Linked DNA regions of Homo sapiens: region 1 is linked to region 2. A link is a contact called in ENCODE Hi-C or POLR2A ChIA-PET data. All regions are on one chromosome and are shown on one strand. Each heading gives the region's core, a stretch centred on a gene start or an enhancer-like site at or near the end of the contact. The rest is flanking DNA. Distances are from core to core; before and after follow the strand shown.

Region 1 (6,638 bases), core at 1,346-3,845, 140 kb before region 2:
GAATGCCTACTGTGTGCCAGGTACCAAGCTAGGTGACAGGGACACCACAGTGAACAAGACATGATCTGTCTTCGATGACATGCAGCCTTAAGCCAGTATTTAGCATTTACTGTATACTCAGGGTTTTTCATGTCTTAACTCATTTAGTCCTCACAGCCCCACTCTCTATTATTGGTACAATCTTGAGCAAATTACTTAATCACATCAAAGGTTCCAGAGCCTGTATCCTTAACCTTTATATGTTTTTCTTTTTTGAGCAGGTGGTACAAACAGCAAGCAATGATAAAGCAGTGTAATCAGTGCCACCAATGATCATTCCAGATTACAGGGTGCATGCAGAAGACACAGCTAATCCAGGCTTGGGAATGGTCAGAAATTTACTGAGGGAGTGATGTCAAGGCTGAACAGAAGAACGAATACATTAGCTCAGAGGAATGAGGAGGAGGAAGAGGGTTCTAGAGAGAGGGACTATCACGCACAAAGACCAGGAGAGAAAGCAAGAGCACACAGTGACTTTGTCCCATTAGAGCACTGCTATAGAGAGCCAGAGGGAAGCATGCTCATCTTCTAGGACATACAAAGCGAGTGCTGGCTTGAGCCCTTTTGGCTGAAAGAGGGAAAAGGTAGTTTCTCTTCAGAGGCCTGGAGGTGCATTTCTATCCCAGATGAGTAGAGAAGCGAGGGCAAGGGGCCTGGAACTAGGGAGAGAGACCCAGTGTGTGCTGAACAAGATAAGGCACCAGTGCCTGGCTGTGGCTGCCAGGGACTCCTCCCCAATTTGGCCAGCAGCAGCCAGGGAGTCCTTATGGAAATTATGCTGAATTAATTTTTTTAAATTTTCTTTAAAAAAACCAAAAGAGGATTGTCTAACACCAATGCTATAAAACTCTTTGGAACCAGGAGTCTTTCAACGTTGATATCAGGATAGTCTGTTGAATCTAGCCTCAGTTGTAACGTGACTGAGAAAGAGACATTACTTGTATAGAATATGCAAGAATGTAAATTGCCTAACATACAGTAGCAGTTCATTAAAAGAACTACTTTTTAGTAGGGAGGTAAGGAAAGTAGGGGGAAGGAGGTGAAGGAAGGAAGGAAGACCATAGGGAGCCAGGTCTGTCCTGCATTGTGGAGGTTTCACTTCTTAGGACTCCAGGTGTCCCAGAGTCATTTGATCTGTCAGCAGTTCTCAGCGGGTGCACTGAAATCTCTGGGGCCATTTTTGGTTATCATACTGATCAGGAGTATTACTGATATGAGCATGCACGGGCCACTGTGCAGAGTGGGATTCTTAACAAGAATTGCTTCACATTACAAACATCCTGCTGGACATTCATGAAGGTGGAAAAAACTATTTATGATTATCTGAGCCTAGACTGTAACTTGGTTTTACATATCAAACAAATACTTTTCTGCATATTAATATACTTACATTTCCCAGGATCACAACTGAGTAAATAAAAAAGTTCTCCAGGCTGGGCAACAGACTGAGACCCTGTCCAAAAAAAAAAAAAGATTCTAATTGTTTGTTTGAAATTTTTACCAAGAGTTGCTTACCACTTTCAGAAAAATCATGACTGACAGCAGTCAGCCATGGTATCTGAGTTGTCAAGACAACACAACTGTATCAGTACGCATTTGGAGCTGTCATATTCAAGGTGATTCTATGTATAGGTACAAGCATCTAACTACTTCATTATTTCTTTTATGTAGCTATGCCTGAGAATTTACTTTTTATTTTTTTTTAGACAGGGTCTCACTCTGTCACCCAGGCTGGAGTGCAGTGGAATGATCATGGCTCACTGCAGCCTCAACCTCCATGGCTTAAGCAATCTTCCTGCCTCAGCCTCCTCAGTAGCTGGGACTACAGGTGTGTGCCACCATGCCCAGATAACTTTTTATTTTTTCATTTTTTTTTTTTTTTTTGAGACGGAGTCTCCCTCTGTTGCCCAGGCTGGAGTGCAGTGGCATGATCTCAGCTTACTGCAAGATCCACCTCCCAGGTTCAAGCAATTTTCCCGCCTCAGCCTCCTGAGTAGCTGGGACCCAGGTGGGTGCCACCACAGCTGACTAATTTTTCTATCTTGTACTAATTTCGTATTTTTAGTAGAGATGGGGTTTCACCATGTTGGCCAGGATGGCGAGTGATCCACTTGCCTCAGCCTCCCAAAGTGCTGTGATTACAGGTGTAAGCCACTGCGCCCCGCCCCAGTTAACGTTTTAAAAATTTTCTGTAGAGACGGGTTTCTCCATGTTGGCCAGGCTCATCCTAAACTCCTGACCTCAAGTGTTCTGCCCGCCTCAGCCTCCCAAAGTGCCGGGATTACAGGTGCGAGCCACCATGCCCAGCCAGCACTTATATATGGAAATGTATTCGTATTTTTCCTTTGTCATTTATATTGGATCATTATATTTTCTTTGAAATTGTGTGAATTATCTATGAATTTCACCTCAGCATTATAAAAGAGGTATTATAAAATATTAGTTATGCAAAGGGTAATAGATCTGACAAGAGTTTAGAACCACTGGTTTTTGTTAAGAATCTAGGCTGGGTCTGTGGTTTTACACCTTCTTCTTTTCTGCTGCAACTGACACTCAAATGGTGGTGGCAGTTTCTATTTTTAGTTGCAAACTGAAGGTTACTTCCTTATTTAACTTATAATAACTTCTAAACAAAGCACCTTCCTTAAATTGAACTACTCAAATAACTCTGCAATATAACATTATCCCACTGGCTATGCGTACTTAGACCACAGCCTATGGCTTCAATAATGGGTTTTCCAGAAACTGCCTCAGGACCATTTGTCCTCAGAAGCTCTCTCCCCAGTTGGCTTTAGAGACACACACTGTTCCCAGATGCAGAAGGCTGCAAACTCCCCCTAACAAGACAGCCTCGATGCCCCCTGTCAACTCGTGAGATGCAGACTAACCAGTATCTTGAGTGTCGACAACACACCAGGCACATTGAGATTTGTTATTTCCTTACTGGTCTAAGAAAATCTTGTAGTCATACCCCCAGTTTAATTACCAGATTTTCTGCCTGTGGATAATGGCAAAGAACTTCTGAACAAAGGATAACTTAATTTACTCAACCTACTGTTTTTTTTTAAGAAATGAAATGACCTTTATTCAGTACCAAACATATTTCCCCTAAAAATATGTATTTGAGTCTAAAAAGGCCTTTCCAATTTGTACTTTTCCTCCAAGATGCCAAGCTACTTTTTTTTTTTTTTTTTAAACAGAGTTCCACTCTTGTTGCCCAGGCTGGAGTGCTGCGGTGTCATCTTGGCTCACTGCAACCTCCGCCTCCCAGGTTCAAGCGATTCTCCTGCCTCAGCCTCCCAAGTAGCTGGGATTACAGGTGCCCACCACCAAGCCCGGCTAATTTTTTGTATTTTTAGTAGAGACAGGGTTTTGCCATGTTGGCCAGGCTGGTTTTGAACTCCTGACCTCAGGTGATCCGCCCACCTCGGCCTCCCAAAGTGCTGGGATTACAGGCATGAGCCACCGTGCCCGGCCACCAAACTACTTCTTTAAGTTACAACAGGCCAGTGGGTGTTAACTCTTTTTTCAAGAAAAGAGGCTTTGGTGTTCTGCAAGATTAGGAGGGATGAAGTGTTAGATTCATGGTTTTCAACCAGGGATGATTTTGTTCCCCAGAAGCCATTTGGCAACAACATCTGGAGACATCTCTGGCTATCCCAACTGGGGGAAGGGAGCATGAGTGCTACTGGCATTAGTGGGTAGAGGCCAGGGATGCTGCCTAACACCCTACACTGCACAGGACAGCTTCCACAACAAATAATTATCTGGTCTGAGATGCCAATAGTGCCAAAATTGAAAAATCCTGCTTAAGATCCTTAAAATACACCCTTCTACTGAAGAAGAAACAACCAAACCCTCCCAGCTGGGTGGAGAATGCCGCTACAAAGTACTGGTGCGGCTTTGCTTGCCAGAGGCCTAACAGCTGGGTGCAATTTCTTTCCAGCAACTGTTCTCCTGCCTTGAAAGGCTGGGCTCTAGCCCTGGCAAAACTGAAATTTGAGAATGGTTCCCCAGGTCACATAGACTTTTAAACACCTTTCTCATTAAAAAACAAAACAAAGAAAGAAAAGGTTTCTTCTGATCACAAAACAAAACTCTCAGTGTAAAAAAAGGTACACATTACAGAAATAGCATAAAAATTAAAGGGCACAATCCCACTGCCTAGAGATGGTTGCTAACAGTTCAATGTATATTCATTTCCTAGCCAGGCATTACCTATCAACAAAAAAGGGGGCTAGGATACTACAGTTTGCCACTGACTTTTTCTCCTTCACAATGTATGTTGCACATCTATCCATGCCTAGCTGGATGGTATTCCACTGCACAGATGACCATCTTATTCAATCAAGTCCTTATTCATAGATATGTGGGTTACTTCCAGTATTTTGCTGTACAAAGAATGTGACACTGAAAAACATTCTACTTTGTGCACTTAAGACCTTTTTTTTTTTTTTTTTTTTTTTTTATGAGACAGGGTCTCACTATGTCACCCAGGCTGGAATGCAGTGGCACAACCATGACTCACTGCAGCCTTGAACTCCTGGGCTCAAGAGATCCTCCCACCTCAGCCTCCCAAGCAGCTGGGACTACAAGGCATGCACCACCACACCTGGCTAATGTAGAGTCAAGAGTCCCCAGCTATGTTGCTCAGGCTGAAGACTTCTGAGAAGTGTAAATGCTAAGTTCAAAGGGCATGTACATTATTAAAACATATCTGCATTATAAATAAAAGGGGGTCTTTATTATTTGCATATTCATTAACCAAGTCCTTGCAGCTACCAAATTATATAGAGAAGTGAAAGTCATCCCAATGTGAAAACATTCACTAATGAGCTATTTATAAAAAGTTAGTCCCTCTTTGCTTCTTAAGTACCTGAAGCCAATGTATTTATCCTGCCCACTGTATTCTGGTCTTCTGTTAGTCTCTATGGTTATACTGTAAGCATATGACAAATGACACAAATAGAATGCAACTTAATTGCAATAATCACAAATCTTGCAAATGGTGGTGGATTTGATGAAGTTGATAAATAATGCTAGAAAACTGCTCAAACCTTAAGCAAAAGCTCTGAAAAGTGTGGGTGACAGACTCAGACCAGTTAACAATAAAAGGAAAGTTGAGGAGGTGATCACCGATAGATACTTATAAAAAAGAATGTGAATATCAAAATATCAAGAGGCCTTCTGAAAACTGATGAAGCCCTCAAATATTTTTGCAAAACTTCCTTCTATGATCACGTTGCAAAAATCAAATGAGAAAATTATTGTAAGATACAAAATCAGTTTCACTTCAAAAACAACTTAATTTCCTTGTCAGAATTAATATATCTTTAAAATTATGAACATGCTTTTGTCATTTTGTTCCATTTTCATGATTAAAGTTCCATTCAGGTTTCCCCTATCCCCCAGTGTCCACCACATATGAAATTTTGGTCCCCGTTTTAAGTGGATTCACTTCAGGGGAGCTTTTTGTGGTGTCAGCTCTCTTTGGGCTAAGCAGGCCCTCTTCTCAGAAGCCTAGGAGGAAGGCTGTTCTCATGTCTCATGTCTGGTATGTGAAGGCAAAATACTCCCTACAACGGTCTGATTCTTTTTTTTTTTTTGAGACGGAGTCTCACTCTGTCACCCAGGCTGGAGTGCAGTGGCATGATCTTGGCTCACTGCAAGTTCCGCCTCCCTGGTTCATACCATTCTCCCGCCTCAGCCTCCTGAATAGCTGGGATTACAGGCATGCACCACCACGCCCAGCTAATTTTTTGTATTTTTAGTAGAGACGGGGTTTCACCGTGTTAGCCAGGATGGTCTCGATCTCCTGACCTCGTGATCTGCCCGCCTCAGCCTCCCAAAGTGCTGAGATTACAGGCGTGAGCCACCACGCCCGGCCAACTGTCTGATTCTTAACAGGAGCTAAAGGACCCCATGTAACAACCGGGGCCCTTTTCTCTCACCTCCTTACGAAGTCACTGGGGATGGAAAGGAGACTATGCTTGGTCTGCCTTCGATCACTGCCTTCATTCCCAGCTGCCAGCCAGGGCCTGGACAAAAACCCAGCTCTCAATATCCTCACAGGCTGAGCCCCACAATCCACCCTGGGACACCTGCTGGGTGTCATTCCAAGGACACCAAGAAAGGAAGCACATCAGCAAAGTCCCTGAGAACTCAGCTGTGAGACCCCGTGGCTCTTTCATCCCGTGATGCAATTCAGTCATTCTGAAGAATATTTTCAAGGACCGTAGCCAGCTAAGACAAAACAGAGTCATAAAATACATTCGCCTAAAAGCTTACAAACAATGTACACCTATATATACAAACCAAACCTTCTCTCTGGCAGTTTTATAATAAAAATATATGGCTTATAGATAGTCTCAAATGTCAAAGATGAAAAAAACCTGAACTTCACTTTATAGATGAGAAAACTGTAGCCCTGGGCCAAGGGTCAGCAGACTTCTCTAAAGGGCCAGATGGTAAATGGTTGACATTTTGGAGGTCCTATAGTCTCTGCTGCAACTATTTGCCTCTGTCACTGTAGCACAAAAGCAGCCACAGACAATACATAAACAGATGAGTGCGGCTCTGTTCTCATAAAACTTTATTTA
Region 2 (6,469 bases), core at 919-3,418:
TGTTCTAATTTTTTTTTTTTTTTTTTTTTTGAGATGGAGTTTCGCTCTTGCTGCCCAGGCTGGAGTGCAATGGTGCAATCTCGGCTCACCACAACGTCTGTCTCTCAGGTTCAAGCGATTCTCCTGCCTCAGACTCCCGAGTAGCTGGGATTACAGGCATGCGCCACTATGCCTGGCAAATTTTGTATTTTTAGTAGAGACAGGGTTTCTCCATGTTGGTCAGGCTTGTCTCAAACTCCCGACCTCAGGTGATCCACCAGCCTCAGCCTCCTAAAGTGTTGAGCTTATAGGTGTGAGCCACCTCATCCGGCCTTCTAATAATATTTCAATCTGTTATTTCAAGTGATGCAAACAACCCTATCTTCATATAAAAAAAAAAAACCATATGCCTTCAACTCAAAATCAGCATTCTTCAACAAAAACGGGGGCCTAAAGCATCTGCTGTTTCTTTACAGGATTTAATAGCCATCGGCCTTTGCAATGTCGTCAGTTCATTTTTCAGATCTTGTGTGTTTACTGGTGCTATTGCTAGGACTATTATCCAGGATAAATCTGGAGGAAGACAACAGGTATGTTGAAATACAATTTGATCTCTAATACATAAACATATTCATATCAATTCATATGTATATTCAGAGTAGGGAATTAAATGGGTTTAATCTTCTTGCTGTTTTAATGCTATGCTTAATGGGAAAGACCTCTGGGATGAATTTGGATTCCATGCTTGCCTTAATTTTTGCTCAGATTTTGTCTTAAAAGTTACTTGTCAATGTGGAACTTGAAAGCCATTTTCTACAGAAATATGTGAGAGGTTTCCGTATATTAGCCCACAAAACCCCACTTTCCATGTAACATACCTAAAGGATAAGAATATTTTAGGTAAACTGGCCAAGTGTGGTGGCTCACGCCTGTAATACCAACACTTTAGAAGGCCGAAGTGGGTGGATCACTTGAGGTCAGGAGTTTGAGACCAGCCTGGCTAACATGGTAAAACCCCATCTCTACTAGAAATACAAAAAAAAAGAAAAAAAAAAAAACAATTAGCTGGGTGTTGTGGCGCACACATGTAATTCCAGCTACCCAGGAGGCTGACGCAGGAGAATCACTTGAACCTAGGAGACAGAGGTTGCAATGAGTTGAGATGGTGCCACTGCACTCCAGCCTGGGTGGCAGAATGAGATTCCGTCTCAAACAAACAAACAAAAAAGAATATTTCTGGTAAACTTACCATCATCTGCTAATGCTTTCCCCCTGTGGGAAGATGCATTCTCACACCTAGTCTGGAAAAGCAATAATACAACTCTACACACCTTGGCAGCAAAGCAAAAATTTTCCTGGCTTCTTCAAAAGGGCATGGCAAGGGGCTTTCATGACAGGGTGTCAGGTCTTTGTCTAGGAGAGCCTAGAGAATGTATAATTGTTCTACTTTTGTATAAGAGAAAATTATCTAGGTCAGATTTTCTGCAGGTATTCTGAGTCAGTAAACTAAATGTTTAGGCATGTGTTAAGCATACATAGAGAGAATGGTGGTCGAAAAGACTGTAGAGGCAAAGTGTCTAATTGCAGGCATGAGATTTTATAAGTCTAATGTTCATGAGTTTTGTTTTTTGTTTTTGTTTTTGTTTTGAGACACAGTCTTGCTCTGTCACCCAGGCTGGAGTGCAGTGACGCGATCTCGGCTCACTGCAACCTCCGCCTCCCAGGCTCAAGTGATTTTCCTGCCTCAGCCTCCCGAGTAGCTGGGATTACAGGCATCCGCCACGACATCCAGCTAACATTTGTATTTTTAGCAGAGATGGGGTTTTACTATGTTGGCCAGGCTGGTCTTGAACTCCTGAACTCAAGTGATCTGCCTGCCTTGGCCTCCCAAAGTGCTGGGATTACAGGCATGAACCACCGGGCCCGGCCCAATGTTCATGAGTTTTGAACTGACTAGATAAAATTACAACAGGCTAACCTGAGAGGTGTCCCATCTCAACTATGCAGAGTGACAAAATGTCAGAGAGCTATCGGAATTGAAACTGGGGTTGCCCGGGGAATGAGTCAGCATTCAGACGCCAGAGAAACAGTGGCAGAGGTCAAAGACAAGCTTCTGCTGCAGAAACATAGTAAAAGGTGTAGCCATGGTCAGAAACGAATGTGTCAGCAGAATGAACAGTCAACTTTCACATGGAAAGACAAAGTGTCATAGTCCATGGGCAAATATGTGGTGAAGCATAAGGTAAAAGGTAATACAAGTCAGAAAGATTAGGCAGGGGTGAGAGCCTGGGTATAGAGCAGGGGTGTCCAATCTTTTGGCTTCCCTGGCCCCACTGGAAGAAGGAGAATTGTCTTGGGCCACACATAAAATGCACTAATTCTAACAATAGCTGATGAGCTAAAAAAAAAAAAATCGCTAAAATATTTTATAATGTTTTAAGAAAGTTTACGAATTTTTGTTGGGCTGCATCCAAAGCTGTCCTGGGCCACATGTGGCCCCGCAGGCCTCAGGTTGGACAAGTTTGGTCTAGAATAAGACTACATTGTACCATTTTATGTGGACCAAGTTTTGTTTGTCACAGAGCTTCTTCCGGACACATTGGCCTTTTCCACTACTGCTTAATAGACAGAGAAATTTGGGCTATGTTCAGAAGAAGAGTGTTTTGTACAAGCATGCAAAAACTTTGGAGTCAAAGAGACTCCAAAGAGACTTGGAGAGTTTTAGAAGAAGAAATGGAAATGGAGATTCCAGAGATTAGTTCCACTAACTTTTTATGACATACTTTGTTTATTCAGTATATAAGCATAATGTAAATTTGGGAGACAAGATGTGCACGGCTAGAAAAAAACTAAATCACAGTGCAAGGAAAATTGAGTGCAGAATGAGGACGATTTTTAAAAAGCGGCATAAATATTGCAAGAAGGAGAATGATGGCAGAAGTGGGACTTTCATGGAGTACTGAAAGGGTTTAGGGTATGTGTAGATGGAAGGAGGAAGAAGGGCTTCAGTTCAGCCTCAGAGCTGTCTTAACAGCAGGATTCCACTTGTGCGTGCAATGCAGACTGGAGGAAGACTGGCTGTGCCAAATGCACTCATTGATTCTGGGAATAGAAAGGCCAAGTTTTGAGAGGGTTTTGGCAGACGATTGAATTTCCAACCCCTGAGCAAGCCCATTTTTAGCATTTTAGCCTGTTGAACAGAAGGTCTGCCTCAAAGGTAGCCTATGGCACTCATTTTGTTTTCCGCTGCCACCTTGTTCATCTGTGCAGCACAGTTCTGCCAGTGACACCTCTCAATGCAGTGCAGCGGCCCTCCACAGGGAGGCATGTCCCTAGGAATGCTGAGAAGCCCTCCCTGAGGCCTTGACATGCCCCTTGCAAATCCCTGGCTCAAGCAGAGAATGTTGCTGACCCCTGGCCCTACACATGGCAGCTGCCCAGACTATACTCTTGAGTTCCTAATCTGGACCAGAAAAGACCTATGAGACTCATTCATCTTCTTCATTCCATGGGAGTGGAGTTTTCTCTCCACCTCTTATCTCTGGAGGCCTTATGATTTTTTTTTTTTTTTCAGAGACAGGGTCTCACTATGTTGTCCAAACTCCAGGCCTCAAGTGATCTTCTCACTTCAGCCCCCCAGAGTGCTAGGATTCCAGGCATGAGCCACCGTGCGCCAACCCGCTGGGGGCTCTTGATTCACTCTGCCTGAGAATGTCCCTATTTCTTCAAAGTTTCTTAGGACTGCAGAAAAGAGAAATATGGGGCTGGCTCTGAACCTCTCAAAAATAATCTGCCATCAAGGGTCACTTTGTTTTTATTTTTTATCTGGCATAGATGCAAACTGTGTATATGTGTTTAGATTTCACTTAATTTCTTGCTGTCTAGAACTCATTTCCCTCCAGTGGCTGCAGCAAAACCTACTGGTCCTTCTGGCCACAGCCTCAGCCTGAGGCATTGGCAGGCCTGACCCATGGCAAAGGGGATGTGATGAGCCCTAGTAGGCCTGTGGCCAGCTGGGCTGTCCCCCACTCCATCTTTCTGGTCATCCTATTCGTACCACTGTGCTTCCGTGTTCTCCAAGATTAGGTTTCTGTCATTGCCCCCTGCTTTCTAAGGACCTGCCTTGCCCAGGCTCCCCGAACAGCTTTAAAAATGGGTTATTGTAAAAGAGAGAAATGAATGCATTGCATTCTTTTTAGAGGAAGTCAATGGGGCCGTGGAGAGAGCCTGGATTTTGGAGTCAGATGGTCAGGGGAGGTTGAACCTGACTCCATGCTTCCTAGATGTATGTGACCTTGGGCAAATTAATTTTGCTCTCTGAGGTTCTAGTCTTCATCTGGAAAGTGGGGATAAGACAAATTTGCCCATTGTGAGAATTAAATTAGATGCTAATGGGTGCCTGTCACTTAAGAGTTCAAAAATCATCACTTCTACCCCAAGACCCAAGTGCCTGGGCAGGTGTTCATCATCTGCTATTCTACTTCATGGAGCCCCCTGTACATGGAGCAATTGATGCCTGAGGGTCTGCATGTTGATTGTGGCTGTGGCTATGGAAACTCACATGGCTTTGACTCTCTGGAGAGAAGGCACAGTCAGTCTTTGCTCAAGAAAGCCTGGAAAAGTGATGGAAAATCTGGTCAGAAAAACAAAGCATGCATGAGATGTAAAACATGCAGACAGTGCTTGCTGTCATCAGACCCTGTTCAGGCACTGAGGCTGAGCTCTGAGAGCCATCGAGCATCTTCCTGAGGCGCAATGCCACAGAAGATGGTCCTCTGATCCCAAAACCCATTCCTATGAATGTGCAGCCAAGGGGAACACAATTATTGGCAGGCCTCCAACCCTCTCTGAGCAGCTAATTTTATGGGATTTGGTGTCTAGTTTGTGCTCATTTTGACTTAGGATTTTTGTTGTTGTTGTTGTTGTTGTTGTTGTTTTGAGATGGAGTTTTGCTCTTGTTGCCCTGGCTGGAGTGCATTGGCGAGGTCTTGGCTCTGCAACCTCTGCCTCCCAGGTGCAAACGATTCTCCTGCCTCAGCCTCCCAAGTAGCTGGGATTACAGGCGCCTGCCACTACGCCCAGCTAATTTTTTTGTATTTTTAGTAGAGGTGGGGTTTCACCATGTTGGCCAGGCTGGTGTCGAACTCCTGACCTCAGGTGATCTGCCTGGCTCGGCCTCCCAAAGTGCTGGGATTACAGGTGCGAGCCACCACGCCTGGCCTAACCTAGTTTTATACAACTTATTTTGTGTCTGCCTGCCTTTGTTTCCTTAAAAATAATCAGAAGAATTTTGGAGAAAAAAAGTGGCAGAAAAGAAAAGGCCTGATATAGATTTCCTGTGCTAATGAAAATAGTTTTTTCTATAACATCAGCAAAGGCCAACTGAAGCTAGAGCCAGAAATTAGATCCAGCAACAGGCTGACATGTCACCTGGCTGGAGAGGCTTTGGGGTTACCTGTCTCAGTTCCACAGTGTCTGAAATGTTTGCCATCAGAGCTTTCTGAGTTTCAGTTATGGTGATCCATTTTCCTGAGTACTTCCTACACTACTCTCATGTGATTCAGCCTTTCCATATCAGGCCACTCACTTTAGCTGTGAGTCAGCTGGGATGGGGAAAGAAAGAAGCAGGACGTTGATTGCATTGCTATTATTTTCGGCAATACATTTATAAGGCAAATAGCAATGAGTAGCGAGAGGGAACCCAGTGGGAAGGTGTGTTTTCCCCCCCTACGTAAAAAATACAGAGAAAAATTAGAGAATCATTGCTGAATGGTCCTTTGGTAGATTAGAATCGAGAGACCCCCTCAGTTCTTGCTTTTCTGTGCCATTGTTCTGATTTGTGGTTATAATTTTGCCCCATCCCCTATTCCCATCGCAGTGAAAATGACACTGGTTTCTATTATTTTTATTACTAGTGGCTTACAAAATAGAAATTTACCAATAGAGGATATAATGAGTTCAAGACTATCCAGAGACCATTGGGCTTATCAAGGAAACTATGCTTCTTAGTTTTCCACCTTTATTTTGACAAGTGAGAATCACTGCTTACCAAGAGACACTGAGCCCAAAGTAGTCAACCCAACTGGGATAGGATCCAGAGCTGCTATATACAGCCTTGACTCATGTTTGTAGCTTTTTCTTTCTTTCTTTCTTTTTGATGGCACTGGAGCAGAGAGAAACTAAAGCAGGAAAATGGGAAGTGATTATCTTTGTGTTTTTTAAGATGAAGCTCCACTGAAGCTGCTAGATGGGCAGTTACCCAAGCAGCAAACAGGAGAGTGAGGGGTGGGAAATTTACTTACATGGGAAGTAGGGCTGACACTGAGGAGCTACTAGGGCTTTTCTTTCCTTATATTTATTTTTTTTTTGAGATGGAGTCTCACTCTGTCGCCAGGCTGGAGTGCAGTGGCGTGATCTTGGCTCACTGCAATCTCCGTCTCCCGGGTTCAAGCGATTCTCCTCTCTCAGCCTCCCAAGTAGCTGGAATTAC

The links. Hi-C counts contacts between places; a loop is a spot of excess contacts on that map. ChIA-PET counts read pairs that join two places held with the same protein, here RNA polymerase II (POLR2A). Pooled maps may share reads with other maps.
Region 1: a loop to region 2 is called in a pooled map, with 2.8 times the contacts of the local background. The contact joins two enhancer-like sites. A Hi-C loop is called at or near these places in 2 of 50 pooled maps. POLR2A ChIA-PET finds 5 or more read pairs at or near these places in 5 of 52 experiments (K562, PC-9, SK-N-SH and 2 more).

Annotation. Positions count from the first base shown.
Region 1 is chr6:36,111,213-36,117,850 of GRCh38, reverse strand. MAPK14 (mitogen-activated protein kinase 14) reads right to left here. Exons shown (of 12, transcript NM_139012.3): 12 at 6,615-6,638. Among named protein-coding and RNA genes, the nearest start is that of MAPK13, 16 kb to the left of the region's middle. RefSeq lists an enhancer at 2,534-2,613. Within about 2 kb of position 2,595, at least 6 of the 41 ENCODE cell types and tissues checked have a DNase peak (open chromatin) inside an H3K27ac peak, as active enhancers do.
Region 2 is chr6:35,969,475-35,975,943 of GRCh38, reverse strand. It overlaps SLC26A8 (solute carrier family 26 member 8), which reads left to right. Exons shown (of 20, transcript NM_052961.4): 10 at 456-569. LOC105375035 (a long non-coding RNA gene) reads right to left here. Exons shown (of 7, transcript XR_926747.3): 2 at 6,029-6,158; 3 at 4,541-4,592. Among named protein-coding and RNA genes, the nearest start is that of SRPK1, 52 kb to the right of the region's middle. Within about 2 kb of position 2,168, at least 4 of the 41 ENCODE cell types and tissues checked have a DNase peak (open chromatin) inside an H3K27ac peak, as active enhancers do.